Regions from separate parts of the Mus musculus genome. Here region 1 is linked to region 2. Evidence: chromatin contacts called from ENCODE Hi-C data. All regions are on one chromosome and are shown on one strand. The core of a region is the stretch at or near the end of the contact, and the rest is flanking DNA. Distances in the headings are between cores, read along the strand shown. Region 1 holds the start of Mat2b (methionine adenosyltransferase II, beta). Region 2 has its middle 18 kb from the start of Gm34281.

Region 1 (7,286 bases), core at 4,210-6,709, 140 kb before region 2:
TAAAACAAAGAACAAGCAGACATGTGAGCTGTTATGGCCAAAAGAGTCCCAGAAAGCTACCAAGACTTATGGGTTAAGGAATTGATGCCAGAACTGTAACACTGCACTCTAGGGTTAAGAATCTCAACATCCATAACTATGAAGCTTGTAACAGCAGAAGGTGCCATAGCCTGTTGCTCTCTGCTGCCAAAGCCCCATTGCTGACAGAAGCCATTTATAGAATGTGCCAAGGACCAGGGCTGCTGGTGGTTAAAACACAGAATGATAAGCCTTCAAAATGAAATCCTAGAACCCTGTGTTTTTGGTTAAGCTTCTAGGTTTATTAGCCCCCTCCTTGGACACACACCTCAAATTGTCAGCACTGTAGCAGCATTCAACATGATTCATATTCGAATAGAGTGAATGCTTCTACTCAGCATAGTGGTAGCAAGATCACTACAGCAGCTTTACTAATTATGTGTGTGTGTGTGTGTGTGTGTGTGTGTGTGTGTGTGTGTGTGTGTGTTTGTGTGTGTGTGAGTGTGCACATGTGTGGATGTTCTTACACTTGTGCCATGGCACACTTGTGGAAACCAGGGGATAATTTGTAAGAGTTGGTTCTCCAGGGTTAAACTCACATCACACTGGTGGCACCGTTACTACCGGAGCCCACCTGATTAGCCCTTGTTTTGATTTTAAATGGGGAATGCTGCATGGAAATTCAAAAGAGAAATTCTTAGATTGCACTCATTTCATTTCTACTTTTTTGTGGAGGTGCAAAACTTGTGAAAAGAAAAAAGGAAAATTTAGCCTTAGACTCTCATAATAACTTAAAGATACCTTTAAAACTTGCAAAATATGTACACACTCTATAAAGGAAAGCATATTTTGACATTGATTTTAGGTCAAAATGAATTTAGAAATTGATTGTCCATTTATTTTATTACTTGATTATCAGTGCAATGGCTCATATCCTAGAAAATGTTGGCTGAGTCTAAAGTTGTGACTTAAAGCATCCAAAATATAATTATACCATTATTTTTCAATGCAGATATCACCATGTGTGGTTGTGCACACCTGTAATTCCAGCACTTGAGAGTCTGAGGCAGGAAGATGTAAATTCAAGGCCAGCCTGGCTTTGTAGGGAGACCCTGTCTTATAAAATAATAACTTGGATACAAACTACATAGCAACAGAGTAAAATAAACATCTTATATATTTTAACAGGAGTTCTGGTAAGTGGCTATATGCTTGCAATACGCTCTCTACAGATACTGATAAGGCTCATTCCCCAGAAAGTTCACGTAGGCTTCAGTCCCTACTCTTCTACCAAGACAAGATTATGCCTTTCACAAAGATAGAATTTTCACCAGCTTTGGAATCACATTCTCTGTGCCTAGCTTCATTCACCCAGAGAAATGATTTAGATTCATTTCTGTAGCTTCTTTTCTTTATATCCCTAAGTAATATTCCCAGTACGGATGAACCAGAATTTGTTTATCCATTTATCTGTTGATGACTGATAGGTTGGTTTCAAGTTTCCTGCTGTCCGTCAAGCCTGAGAACATGCATTCAATCACCTAGGTCCAGACAGGAGCAAAGCAGCTCCTTCCTACAAGCGCACGTATGCACACACACTATGTCACTCATTCTCCATTTCCCCTCAGCAACAGGCACAGAAAGAATACATGTCAAAAAGTGCACTTAGGCAGCTACGGATACTCATGTAGAAGTCTTCTTGAATGGGGTCTATGCTTTCATTCTTCATGAATACATCCAACAAGTTTTCTCAAATGGTTTCATTATTTCCATACTCCCGCTGTCGTAGAGTTCCATGTTCATTTGTTTCTCCATCCATCTGTTGACAGCTGTTTGGTTTATCTAAATTTTGGGCCATTTCAAATTAAGGGGTCTGATTGTTGAAAATGTTTGCAAGTAAAGGCATTAAGAATGAATGAGCCTCTGGGTGTGGTAGCGCACGCCTTTAATCTCAGCACTCGGGAGGCAGAGGCAGGTGGATTTCTGAGTTCGAGGCCAGCCTGGTCTACAAAGTGAGTGTCAGGACAGCCAGGGCTACATAGAGAAACCCTGTCTCAAAAAACCAAAAAAACAAAAAGCAAAAAAACCCAACCAAACGAAAAAAGAATGAATGAGCCACAGTAACACAGTCACTGTTTTGACCTAAAGACACTTAAAAACCAGGTGCAAAAGACGTGAGTCTGAGCTTGCTTCATTTCTTGAAGGTAGGAGAGCAAGTGGCTGTAGAGGCACTTTCTTCCCTAGAAGCAAAGCTTATTACCATTCAAATTACTGACCTACAGTTCTTTAAATATTCTGAGTATGTTCTCTTTAGGTATATGTATTCAAATTATTTTTTCAGTCTGTATTTTATTTATTTATTTATTTTATTTTTTTATTTTTATTTTTTTTGAGACAGGGTTTTTCTGGATAGCCCTGGCTGTCCTGGAACTCACTTTGTAGACCAGGCTAGGCTGGCCTCCAACCCAGAAATCCGCCTGCCTCTGCCTCCCAAGTGCTGGGATTAAAGGCGTGCGCCACCACTCCCGGCTTGACTAATTGTTAAAATATGTACTTTATTTGTTTGTTTGTTTGTTTTTTTGGATTTTTTTTTTTTTTTTTTGGTTTTTCAAGACAGGGTTTCTCTGTATAGCCCTGGCTGTCCTGGAGCTCACTTTGTAGACCAGGCTGGCCTCGAACTCAGAAATCTGCCTGCCTCTGCCTCCCGAGTGCTGGGATTAAAGGCGTGCGCCACCACGCTGGGCCACCCCTAGAGTTTTTAAATTGGCATTTGGAATCATTAAGTTAAAAAAAAGGAATGGGGGGGGGGAGTTTTTAACTCAAGTTTCCGTTACCGTAATGTGTGAAACGTGTGGAATATTTCACAACAGGAATCAATTGCTTGTACTTCCCAACCGTTGGCTCATTCTTGTCTTTCTACAAGAGACAAAGTCAACAAGTTCTACCAGGGAATTGCAGGGGTTTGTTTGTTTGCTTGCTTGTTTGTTTTTAGTTCTGCCATATGGATTTCAGTAATGGGTCCTCCCTTGACTTGCAGTTAAGCATGAAACTTCTCATTGGGTAGTTTCAAAACTAGCAGGAGGAATCAGCTGCTAGCTTACTGCACTGTGGAAAGCTGCACGAGATTCCAGGGTTGGAATGGAAATGCTAATTTAAAAGGTCAAGCGGAGCTGCGCCTCACGTTTTTGGCGTCCGTGTGCTCCGTGCGGGCGGAGCGAACAAAGACCGGGCCAGAGGAGCCAGACGCCCAGATCCCTCTCGCTGCGTTTCCCCAAAATAGTTCTGGAATCATGCCTGAAATGCCGGAGGCCATGGAACAGGTAAGAGCTAGCAATTCAAGACTCGGTGGCGGCTCGGCGATGCGCTAAAATCGATTCCAAACCGCTGCTACGAGCAGAAAGGGTGTAAATAAAATGCTAGCCGGTACCATTTATTTCCTTAAGAAACGTAAGCTTGGTACACAGAATAAACTATCTAGGGTTTCTGACCCAGGAAATCAAGCCCAGTTTAATAAATAAGACGTGAAGCAGAACGATAATTTCATTCTCCACATTGAGTGCAACTGTAGTGAAGGCTCTGTGTAGTGCAAGATTTAACCCGTGGTGCATGCCCAGGTTTTTTGTCTTTTGTCTTTTGTCTTGTGGAGCTTGAATCTGCTAATGGGACTTTCAGTTCCAGTTTGCACTCTTTGAGACGTGACTCCCCAACCCCCATCGGAAGTCAGACATTGGCTGTAAACAGAGCCTTTTCTTATTAAATAAGCTATACCCAACTTTTGCCTGACTTGTGTCAAACCGTACTCTTATATATAGGCAAGCAAACATTTTCTCACTCTCTTCACAAGGTTGCTCTGAGAATCACACTAATTGTGGAAAATTTTGAGTCTTCCTATTGAGTACATTTTATGATCCCCTCTAGGAAGCAAACTACACACACATCAACCAGAAACTTGAAATATTCTCACTTTTAATTAGGATGAGGGATCTTGGATTTGTCCCTCCCTCGGACTTCTAATTATTATTATAATTTAGTGTTGGGATAGCTAGCCCTTTTAATAACCATAAGACCCGGATTATAAAAAAAAAATTCGAAAAGTAGGGAGCCTTAGGCTGCCTTTGTTTGCTCTTCCAAAGAGTGAGGGAATAAATTCTTTAGTGGGGGGGGGTGGGGTGGGGGGGTGGGAGAAAAACTATCACCTGACTGAGGAAAACTTTTCCCAAGGGGCAGCTTAATCCTTAGTCTAAAAATAAACCAAAAGGATTCTGAAAATGAGGCCTTTGGGGGTAATTCAGGCAGTGGTCACGTTTTGGGGCGAGTTTTGAAATCCCTTATCGTGGGTGTCTGGATGGGAATAGATTGTTGGGTAGAGAGTGGGCGGAGAAAAAGTGTGCCCGGGCTTTTTTTCAGGGTAAATTTCACTGGCTTGCCTGTTGCTGTGCTTCGGAGCTTGTAACCTGCAGGTTACAGTTGAGAGCTGAGTCAGACCCTGCGAGCTGTTGTTTCTGATTAACTTTTGAACAACCACACAGGGCTGGAAGGAGCGCCTGGCATTCCGCCCTTCCTTGGCTCCCTCATTTTAAGTCTTAGCAGCTCCTCCTTGGCTTGGCTCCAGCAGCCCCGGGCGTCGTCGTCCCCTAAGTGAAGCCTCCAAAGGGCAGCCAGGACGCCTGTTAAATCTACTTAAAAGTTGACTGGGCTTGTTAGCACAGTTGAGTTTCTCCTGTGGTTCTGCGGGGGGGGAAATACGAAGAACCTGCCTTTTAGAAAGTAACATTCTCTCCCACACCTTTTTATTTTTAATTAGCTAAAAATAAACAGTTTTCAAACTTCACAGCATTTTTTTTTTAGCATTCCAGAAAAACATAGCTTTCAGGGATGTTAATGACTCTGAGCACAGTCCTATTTTTATTCTTTCTTCTTGCCTTAAAGGACGAACCGCACCTTGCCTAGGTTGGTTGTTCACTCCTGTAACCCTTTGATGCCTTTGGACAAGGAAACTAGAGAGGATCAGAAATTGCAGGTCTTTCTCTGAGCCCAAGGCCAGCCTGAGGTTCGGACTGCCTAAAACCAACTCAGTCCAGCCTTAGCTCTGTGTTCACGGGACAACCCTTACCTTCTTGCCTCCTAACTTTACAGATGTTTTAGTCTATTTTCTATAATACATGCTTGGTTGACTCCTAGGCATTTCGCAGTCTGCAAACCTAGGCGAATCGATTCCTTACCCTTCACTAAGAAGGAATAAGTAGGAGAGATTTTAAAAAAACAAACAAAAAAGCCAACACTCTTAAACCCAAGGAAGCCTGCATCCATCGCTTGGCACCAGTGCCTGCGTTCTAACGCTCTATCTCCTTAAGAACTGGCACATGGGCTGACAGCGTCCCTTGAGGTTCCGCCCCTTTTTGAACGCGTGGCGAGAGGCGGCCAATCAACAGGCGCGGCCAGGGCGGCGGAAGCCGGAAGCGGCAGCCGGGGTCGGCCTGGGCCTAGGGGAGGAGGGCCAAGGGCGCGGGCGCTGCGGCCCCTGGCAGTGCTGCGCTAGTGGAGCTTGCGGTCGCGACTGAAGCGGCGCAAAGACTGCGGGCATGGTGGGCCGGGAGAAGGAGCTCTCCATCCACTTCGTCCCCGGCTGCTGCCAGCTGGTGGAGGTGAGCTTCGGGGCATGGAGCCGGGGTGGCGCCTTTGAGTTTGTTTACCTCTCTCCCTGTAGGGCTGCGCTCACGCCCGCTGCAGCCCGGGGAGCGCGGAGGTGGAGACTCCCGGTGCCTCCCGCCGCCTCCCGCGGGCTGGCTCCCGTTTCAGTAGTCATCATCTTTGTTTTGTGTTCCTGGATCTTTAAGGACAGGGGGAGAGTGACTTTCCATAAATGGCGGTGTCGGCGGGGTCAACTTGGTGAATTCATAGTTTGCACGGGGCGGGTTCCTTGAGGCACTTTTAAGGCTGTCAGGATTTCCGACTGTGCGGTGCTGTGAACGCTCAGGCTCCCTGGTAGGCAGACGGGCACCGCCTCGAGTTTATTCAGGAAGGTTTGAGCAGGAATTCCAGTGTTGGGCTTTTAGCTTCTACGTTTTCTGAACCGCTGTATTTTGCGTGGTGGAAGACTGCTGAAAGAAATTGCATGTCTGGTAAACTTCCCCCAGCATGTTTCCAAGTCTGGTCCACGGTCCCGTGTTTCAAGCCCGTTAAGTACTTACTGACCTACAGAATGTATCCAGCACAGTCGATGAACTAATGTGTCTTGCTGATATAAAAACGCCTAGGATGTGGCCAGTTTTTTTTTTTTTTTTAATGCAAACTTTTAATTTGGGGGAGGGTCCTGTGCTTGCTAGAGTTACTAGAGATAAGGGAGTCCCTATTGAGATGAGGGATTCTTGTTAAGAGTATACCGCCATAAGATTAGGCTATTATTAGGTGAACCTGTAGCGCCTTTTCTTAATTGGCGATTGACTTGGGAGGACGGAGCCCCTGGGCTGTTATAGTCCTGAGTTGTTTAGGAAAGCTGGCTGAGGAATTAAGCAGTTTTCACAAGGCCTGTGTGAGCTCCTGCCTCCAGGGTCTTGTCCTAACTTCCTTCAGGGGCGAACAGTGATGTGGAAATGGTAAGCTAAGTACCTCCTGCCAAACAATGCTTTGATGTTTTCACACAGCAATAGAAACCCAAACTAGAACTCAGTATGTGTTGTCCAGGCTGGCCTTGGACTCAGATGCTTCTGCCTCGAGGAGTGCTGGGATTGAAGATCTGAGCCACCACAACCAGTTGATAATGGGAAATTTTTACATTTGCGTGATGCACATTCAATATTATCTCCAAATGGCTGGGCCTTAGCCAAAGTTCGAATGTATTTGCAGTTCCAGACTGGTGACGGCATGTGACCAAAGGTGTGTGCGTATGAGCATGTATTCGTGTAGGCTTAATGCATTTCCCCAGTTCAGTAAAAGAAAAGTAGAGAGTGGTAAACTGAGTGTGCTAACTCATGTCTGTAATCTCAGTACTCAGGAAGTTTGTAGTGGTGAGGAGATGTGATTGCTTTTTAGGGTGGTTTTTTGTTTGTTTGTTTGTTTTTTCTTTCTGTTGTTGCATTTGTTTGTTTGTTTTAAACAGTCTCACTGTGTATTCATGGCTGTCCTCAAATCCCCGGAGATCTGCGTGGCTCCACCTCCAGTGGGCTGGGATTGATGATGCCACCACACCCAGCAACCTTTTTCATTAAAAAAAAAAATGGTACAGTAGCTGAGCGTGGCGGCTTATACTTCAGTCCCATCACTCTAAA
Region 2 (6,942 bases), core at 1,291-3,790:
ATCACAGGCATCTCATAATTTCAGCCTCGTTTTGTTTGTTTTCTGATACCTACACCTGGAATTATCCCAAATGATAGAAACCCTGGAGAATGGAAAGTGTGGGCCTGGATTTTGATGCCAACTTTAAAAATGAAAGATTATGTCACACAATGGGAAAGGTAGCAGAGTAAACTTGCTGGGCCTGGGGTTGAGTCAACTCTGACCTCAAATTTCCTGAATCCTGTATGATTTTGGACAAGGTCCTTATCCCTTTTATTTGCTAGCCAAACAATTGTTTATTCAACCACAGCAATCCATACACTTGCCCACTTAGTATTATATGCCACTATACTTGTTTAGGAAGACAAAGTTGAACTGAATGTCCTCTGAGTATTTTATCTCAATGTCTTTAAACTCTTCACCCTTTAGTCTTGCCTTTCAAAAGAGTTTTAGCAACTCTGAGCTCATAAAAAAAAATCCCTGCACAATTTCCTCAGAAAATATGCCTTGATTCCAAACATGTTTACCATTGGCCTTTTTCCTCATCCAAATTTCTTGCAGATCCCCGTCTGATAGAATTTTTTTTTAAAAAAAAGAAAAAAAAATACCCCCCCAAGCATCTGTCTCTGGCAAGTGCGCCTGTGAGTCACATCTCCTCCTCTGCAAAGCCAGGCCTGGAAACCAACTGATTAAAAGCAGAGCACAAATAGGAGGCAGCCTGTTAAATTTATTTTGGGTCCACCCCTCCCACCTCCCCTCTCCTAGGCACTTACTTATTCAGTTACCAGATTATGGCTGTTGTAATATATTTAGGTACTCTGGTTCAGGCTCCTCTCTTAAATTCCCTTGTGGGGAGAGAAGGGCTTCAGTGGGTGGGTTTTGTTGTGATTCACCTGACTACAGTTCTACAAGTTGTTTATATGTATTAAGGTCTGGCATTGGTAGTGATGGTGGAGAGCCAGGTTGTTAGATGAGGGACCGTTTATGCTTAATGGAGGTGTCTAACAGAGTATGGGATAGAGAAAATCATCATTCCAAACAGCACACGGGATAATGAAGATAGGACAGGTGGCTGTTGAGTGTAATTGGTTTAGGGTTTTAGCGTGTGGACTCAGACTTTTATTCCTTCGATGCTACTCTTCTCTTCTTTTAGAATAGATTTTATTTTCATTTTTATTCGTGTGTGTGTGTGTGTGTGTGTGTGTGTGTGTCACCTGTATGTGGGTTCCTACCAAGGCCAGAAAAAGGAATTAGGTTTTCTCAAGATGAAATTACAGGTGGCTGTGAGCTGGCCTATGAGAATCCTTGGAACGTGGGTGCTTTATAAGAAAGAGCAGCAAACACTGTTGTTGTTATTTTGGGAGCAGGGTTTCCCTGCCTGTCCTGAAATTTGCTTTGTAGACCAACCTGGCCTCAAACTTACAGACATCTGCTTGCCTCTGCTTCCCAGGTGCTGGGATTAAAGGTGTGAGCCACCACACCTAGCATGAACAGCAAGTTGTCTTAACTACTGAACCATCATCTCTTTAGTCTCTACTCTTTCCTTCTTTATTATGGGAATTCTTTCTCTTGTTCTGTGATGGGTTCTTTAGCTCCTATATCACCATGTCTGAGTTCTAGCAAGTGGGAAGGAATAATAATAATGAATGGGATTGTATGTGTTTTGTCTATCAGACATGACCAGGAAGTTACACAAGGCATTTTTGTTCCTATTTCTCCCTGACTTTTTGCACAGCCAAGCCTAACTATAAGGAAGCCTGGTAAATGAAATCTAACACAGCTGCTGTACTTCCAGATAAAACTTCTATTACTATGGGAAGTAACACGGAAAGGCTAATTAGAAATCTCAGGCCCAGTAGAGGTTGAGGGCTGGCTTGAGGGCTGACTTGTAGCCTCGTGATGGTTAACATTTGTGTTGTCCTTAGCTCGTTATAGATAGTTCTGGCTGCCGCAGACTATCACCGTTTCATCGTGGAGTCTCTTGTTTCTGTTTCTGTCTCTTCTACTGACTCCTTTCCACTTCCTGTGGGTATGAAACGCTGTTCAATCATAGACACTCTCTTTATTGGGCTTAGATGAGTTACACTTATTATAGGTTAATAATATTTGAACAATTGCTTTTTTTCAACGATCAGGAAAGCAAATTGACATCTGAACATATACTGTTGTCCTTTTGTATCCATAGCGGATCCTGTGGGATACTAAAATTCTGTGATCAAATTTCTTATATAAAGTGCTATGGTATCCTGGTATCATCTATGCAACTTTCCTCAATACACCATCCCCACATTACCTACAGTCTTTAACACAGTGCAAATGCTACATCGATAACTGCTATGATGTATTGCTTAAGGTAACATGTCTGTAAAAAATTGCTTGTACATATTCAGGACATATGCAATTTTTTTCCCCAGAATATTTTTGGTCTGTAGTTAGTTGCAGTGGAAGATGTGGAGCCTCTGGATAAGGAGGGCTAACTGTGCGTTCAAAATATTGCTCTGCAGAGAGCAGAACCTCAGCCCTAGTTTGGAGAGAATCAAACAGAGACATTTAGAAAGGCAGCTTATTGCCCGGGGAGCGTGTGCTCTCCAGAGATGCTTGTGCCTTGTTAAGAAAAAGCAATCCACCTGCTTCTGGTCTCTGTTTAAGATTCCTAACACATAACAGCAGGTAGCTTGCTCATTGCATATTCTCCTGACACTTCCACTCTCCCAGGAAGCTAAGGAGGAATGACATATTATTCGTTCCCTGACAACATGATCTAGGAATATTCCTCCAAAGAACAATTCTTGATTTGTACTTTATTTTGTCCTTTTAAGAGATGCACTACTAGGGAATTTAAAAGTTGTAATATTTCATACTTGAGGGGTTTAGGCTCTATCTGTCCATTATTTTGACTATGAATTGGTGATATTTACTCATTCCCCGATGAATCTCCGACATGCCCTAATAAAGCTCTATGAGCAGAGAGATCTATGCTCCGCTTCCTACCACAGATGAATGAAAAAATTTCAACAGTGCTTCTGTATAGCTACATGGGTAACTAATAGTTGAGAAATGGAACCCTTTGCTATAACTTATGGTTGTTTAGGGAAAGGAGGCCATTGGTGGAATCTTATTTCCTCACTGTGTGGTGAAATACCCAAGACTTTGTCCTTTGTAGAAATACAAGGAGAATCAGCAGTAAGTTGGGGCTGAGTGTGGAATGATCAGTGAGTAGCCAGCCCTCATTTCCTCACAACCTTCTGCTTCCTTTTGGTCCCTGGTTGATCAGGAGATGTGCCAGTTTGGCCTTTTCTGTAAACACACCAGGCCCTTGATTTTCTCGCATTGTCTTCAGTGTGGATAATGCTTGTCATCTGTCTAATTGCCTTGATCTGGGAATATTCCCTAAAGAAGGGAACATTAGGCAAATAGGTAGGAAAACAGGAGGATGTACTGTTTTGTTTCAGTGTTTCTTAGATGCCCAAACTGCCTAATTTCAGAGCCATGACCATACACTCTTGGCACCAGATGTCTCAACGATGAACTTCTTCTATGTGCATGAAAGAAACTTCAGGGACAAGTTCTTGAGAATAAGGAAGAATTGAAAAATTAAAAAAAAAATGTATCTTGGGTGTTCTATGTTTCTGGGCTAATATCCACTTATCAGTGCGTGCATATCTAATGACTTCTTTTGTGATTGGGTTACCTCACTAAGGATGATATCCTCCAGATACATCCATTTGTCCAAGAATTTCATAAATCCGTTGATTTTAATAGCTGAGTAGGCCCTTGGTATTGCAAACTTTATATGCCCCAGTGCAGGGGAATGCCAGGGCCAAGAAGCGGGAGTGGGTGGGTAGGGGAGCAGGGTGGGGGGAGGGTATAGGGAACTTTCGGGGTAGCATTTGAAATGTATATAAAGAAACTATCTAATAAAAGAAAGAAAGAAAGAAAGAAAGAAAGAAAGAAAGAAAGAAAGAAAGAAAACATTAAATTAAGTGCACTGGAATTATCTGTGTATTGTCTTCCTTTCCACATTTTGTCAGAATTTCTTCATTTTAGAACATACTTTTGCCAGGCAGTGGTGGCACACGCCTTTAATCCCAGCATTTGGGAGGCAGAGGCGGGCAGATTTCTGAGTTCGAGGCCAGCCTGGTCTACAGAGTGAGTTCTAGGACAGCCTGGGCTGTACAGAGAAACCCTGTCTCAAACAACAACAACAACAACAACAACAACAACAACAACAAACCAAAAAAAAAAAAAACCCAAAGAAACAAAAAAACAAAAAACAAAAAAAAGAAAAGAAAGAAAGAAAGAAAGGAAACACTTTTGCTGAGTGCAGTGGTGCAGTGGTGCACACTTGAAATCTGAGTACTTGGAAGGAAGAGGCAGAAGGATCAAGCATTCAAGGCTAGCCTCAGCTACACAGCAAGTTTCAGGCTGGTCTGGACTATGTAAAATTTTGTCTCAACAAACCAAAACATAAACCTATTAGCATATATTAATTATACACCATGAACAGGTCTCATAATTCCAGTTTTATTTAAATATGTCATGTACTTTGGCCAAAACCACCTCTGTTACCTTCTCTTGAATTCTCCTTTATATTTCTTTGAGCCCCACTTTGCAAAATAGTTTTTCTTTTGTGTTCATGTGCTCTCTCTCTCTATCTTTCCTTCACTCCCTCCCTTCCTTCACCCCTCTCCCTTCCTCTCCTCTTGAAGTTCAATATGTGAGAGAAAAGATTCAGTGTTTATTTTTCTGAGGTTTATTTCACACAGTTACATCTATTTTCTTGAGAAAGTTTTCAATTTTCTCTGAGACTAGCTTTCTATGTATCTGTTACTGTATACTCCTCCATATATCATTTGTCATACCTGTCTATGCCTATTCTATCTATCTATCTATCTATCTATCTATCTATCTATCTATCTATCTATCTATCTCCTGTCTAATTATCATGGATCTATATTATATGAATGTCTATCTATCCTCTATCTATTGTTGATCTACATTATATGAATTTCTATCATCTATCTATCTATCTTATCTATCTATCTATCTATCTATCTATCTATCTATCTATCTATCTATCTATCTACTTATCTTTCTATCTATGTAATCCAGACAGAGGGATAAACCCCTGAGTTCAGGTGCTTCAAAGCCTTCCAGAATTCTCTTCTTCATTTACCAAAAGAAAGGGTTGAAGATGTAAATTGTGAGATTGGAAGCCAACATGGGATTGATGGCTCTACAGATTTATTGATCTATTTTTTTTTTTCCTTGAGAAACTAGTGATCTTTGTAGTATTGGAACAGTTCTGCCACAGAAATTTGAAGATCATCTTGTTCAACTGTTTTATTTTACACATGATGGGAACTTTGAAGTCCAGAGATAAGTGACTTGCCAGAGGCAAGTCAAATAAATTGCTCTGTTGTTTCACTTTTAGGCAGTAAACGTTGTATTGGAAAAATCATATATATTCAGAAAGTGAAAAAACAAACAAACAAACCTGAAATAGATTAGTTCCTTGTAACCAGCTTCAGGATGTGATCATTACCAAACCACATTTAAGCCATCTCTGCTGTCCCTTCTCTAGTCACTGTGTGCGTCCTCACTGCCAAAAGCAGCCACAATTCTGCTTATGAATAGCTTAAGCTTTTATGGTTTTGAGTTTTGTTTTTATGTAAACAATTATACAGAATACCCATTTATTTGGGTATAGTTTCAATTAATGCAAAGTTTATGAAATTGATTTTGTGGATTGCACTAGCTTTCAGTTTTAGTTTGGCTGGTTGGCTTTAAATGATGGGGTAGTCTAGTGCTAATATTCATGTTTATCCTAATTACTCTACTCTGGACAGTTGCATTTTCTTGAAAGCAAACTCCAGGGCTGCCATGGGGGTTGATCCCTTTAAGGTAACCAATGGGAGTGGGCAATGCCTGCCACTGTTGCGCATAGGCTATGGCAATGCCTTCCTCTTCTGGCCTGATTACCTGATTATTAAGAAACCATTTGAACAACGGTCAAATGACAAGGCTCCCCTTCCCTCTTTTTCATTCTAGCCTTCTGTTGGTAAGAGTTGATTTATGCTTTCATATTTGAACAATTCTTGTTCAAGTGGATTTTCTGGAGGACTGATAGTCCCTGTTCATTTTTCCCAGATCCTCTGTGAGAATCCAGATGGTTCTTGCATTTTTAGTGAGGGAATACGTGCCATCTTGCATAATCTGATTGTCTAAAACTGCCTACATGCTTCCCATCTGAAGAAGGGTTGTCTGCCAAAGGTGTCAGGTTATCATATGGTGCTAAAAAAGTAGGTATTTCAGGTCCAAACCTTGACATCAAAGATCTCTTCTCCCAGGTGACTAAATTGGACACTTTGTCAACTCTTTATTAAAAATACAATTCACCAATCTGAAAAGAAAGTTTAATTATTTATCTGCCAGTAGTTTCTCCCATGATAAAATAAGCCTTAAATGTTTACAATGAACGTAGCTAGCTTTTAACCAATTTACTTATTTAACCAAGTATTAAAAAAAAATCCATACCACACCATGTAAGTTCTTCTAAACTCCTTTTGTTTCCATTGATTTTGATTAAACAGGTAATTGGCAGGTGATCAATACACAGAGTTCTGACGAGGTGCCTTGTCTAGCCCTTGTGCTACTGGGCTTGGAGAAAGGGGAGCCAGAGGTTTGCTGACACGCCAATCTATCTTCAGTGAATGCAAGCTGGCTAATAAATATTTAATGGACAGTTGTTTGCAGTTTAATAGAATTAGATAATTCTATTAGAATCCTGTTTGGAGACCTACAGGTATCATATATCACAGCTGAAGACATGGTTAATAATTTAAGCTAAGTGTCTAGTAATTAGAGAAACAGTCAAATTAAGCAGGGACTTTTGGTCTTAAGCCATTTGGAAATTGTGTGTGTGTGTGTGTGTGTGTGTGTGTGTGTGTGTGTGTGTGTGTG

Evidence for each region. Hi-C counts contacts between places; a loop is a spot of excess contacts on that map.
Region 1: a map of left cerebral cortex shows a loop between it and region 2 (2.9-fold over the local background). The contact joins the promoter of Mat2b here to the enhancer-like site in region 2. A Hi-C loop is called at or near these places in 1 of 37 maps with a recorded cell type or tissue (left cerebral cortex).

What each region holds. Positions count from the first base shown.
Region 1 is chr11:40,690,855-40,698,140 of GRCm38, reverse strand. It overlaps Mat2b (methionine adenosyltransferase II, beta), which reads left to right and starts at 5,459. Exons shown (of 7, transcript NM_134017.2): 1 at 5,459-5,663. The coding sequence starts at 5,601.
Region 2 is chr11:40,546,018-40,552,959 of GRCm38, reverse strand. No RefSeq gene overlaps it. Among named protein-coding and RNA genes, the nearest start is that of Gm34281, 18 kb to the left of the region's middle. Within about 2 kb of position 2,540, at least 1 of the 3 ENCODE cell types and tissues checked has a DNase peak (open chromatin) inside an H3K27ac peak, as active enhancers do; it is left cerebral cortex, where a contact is called at or near this core.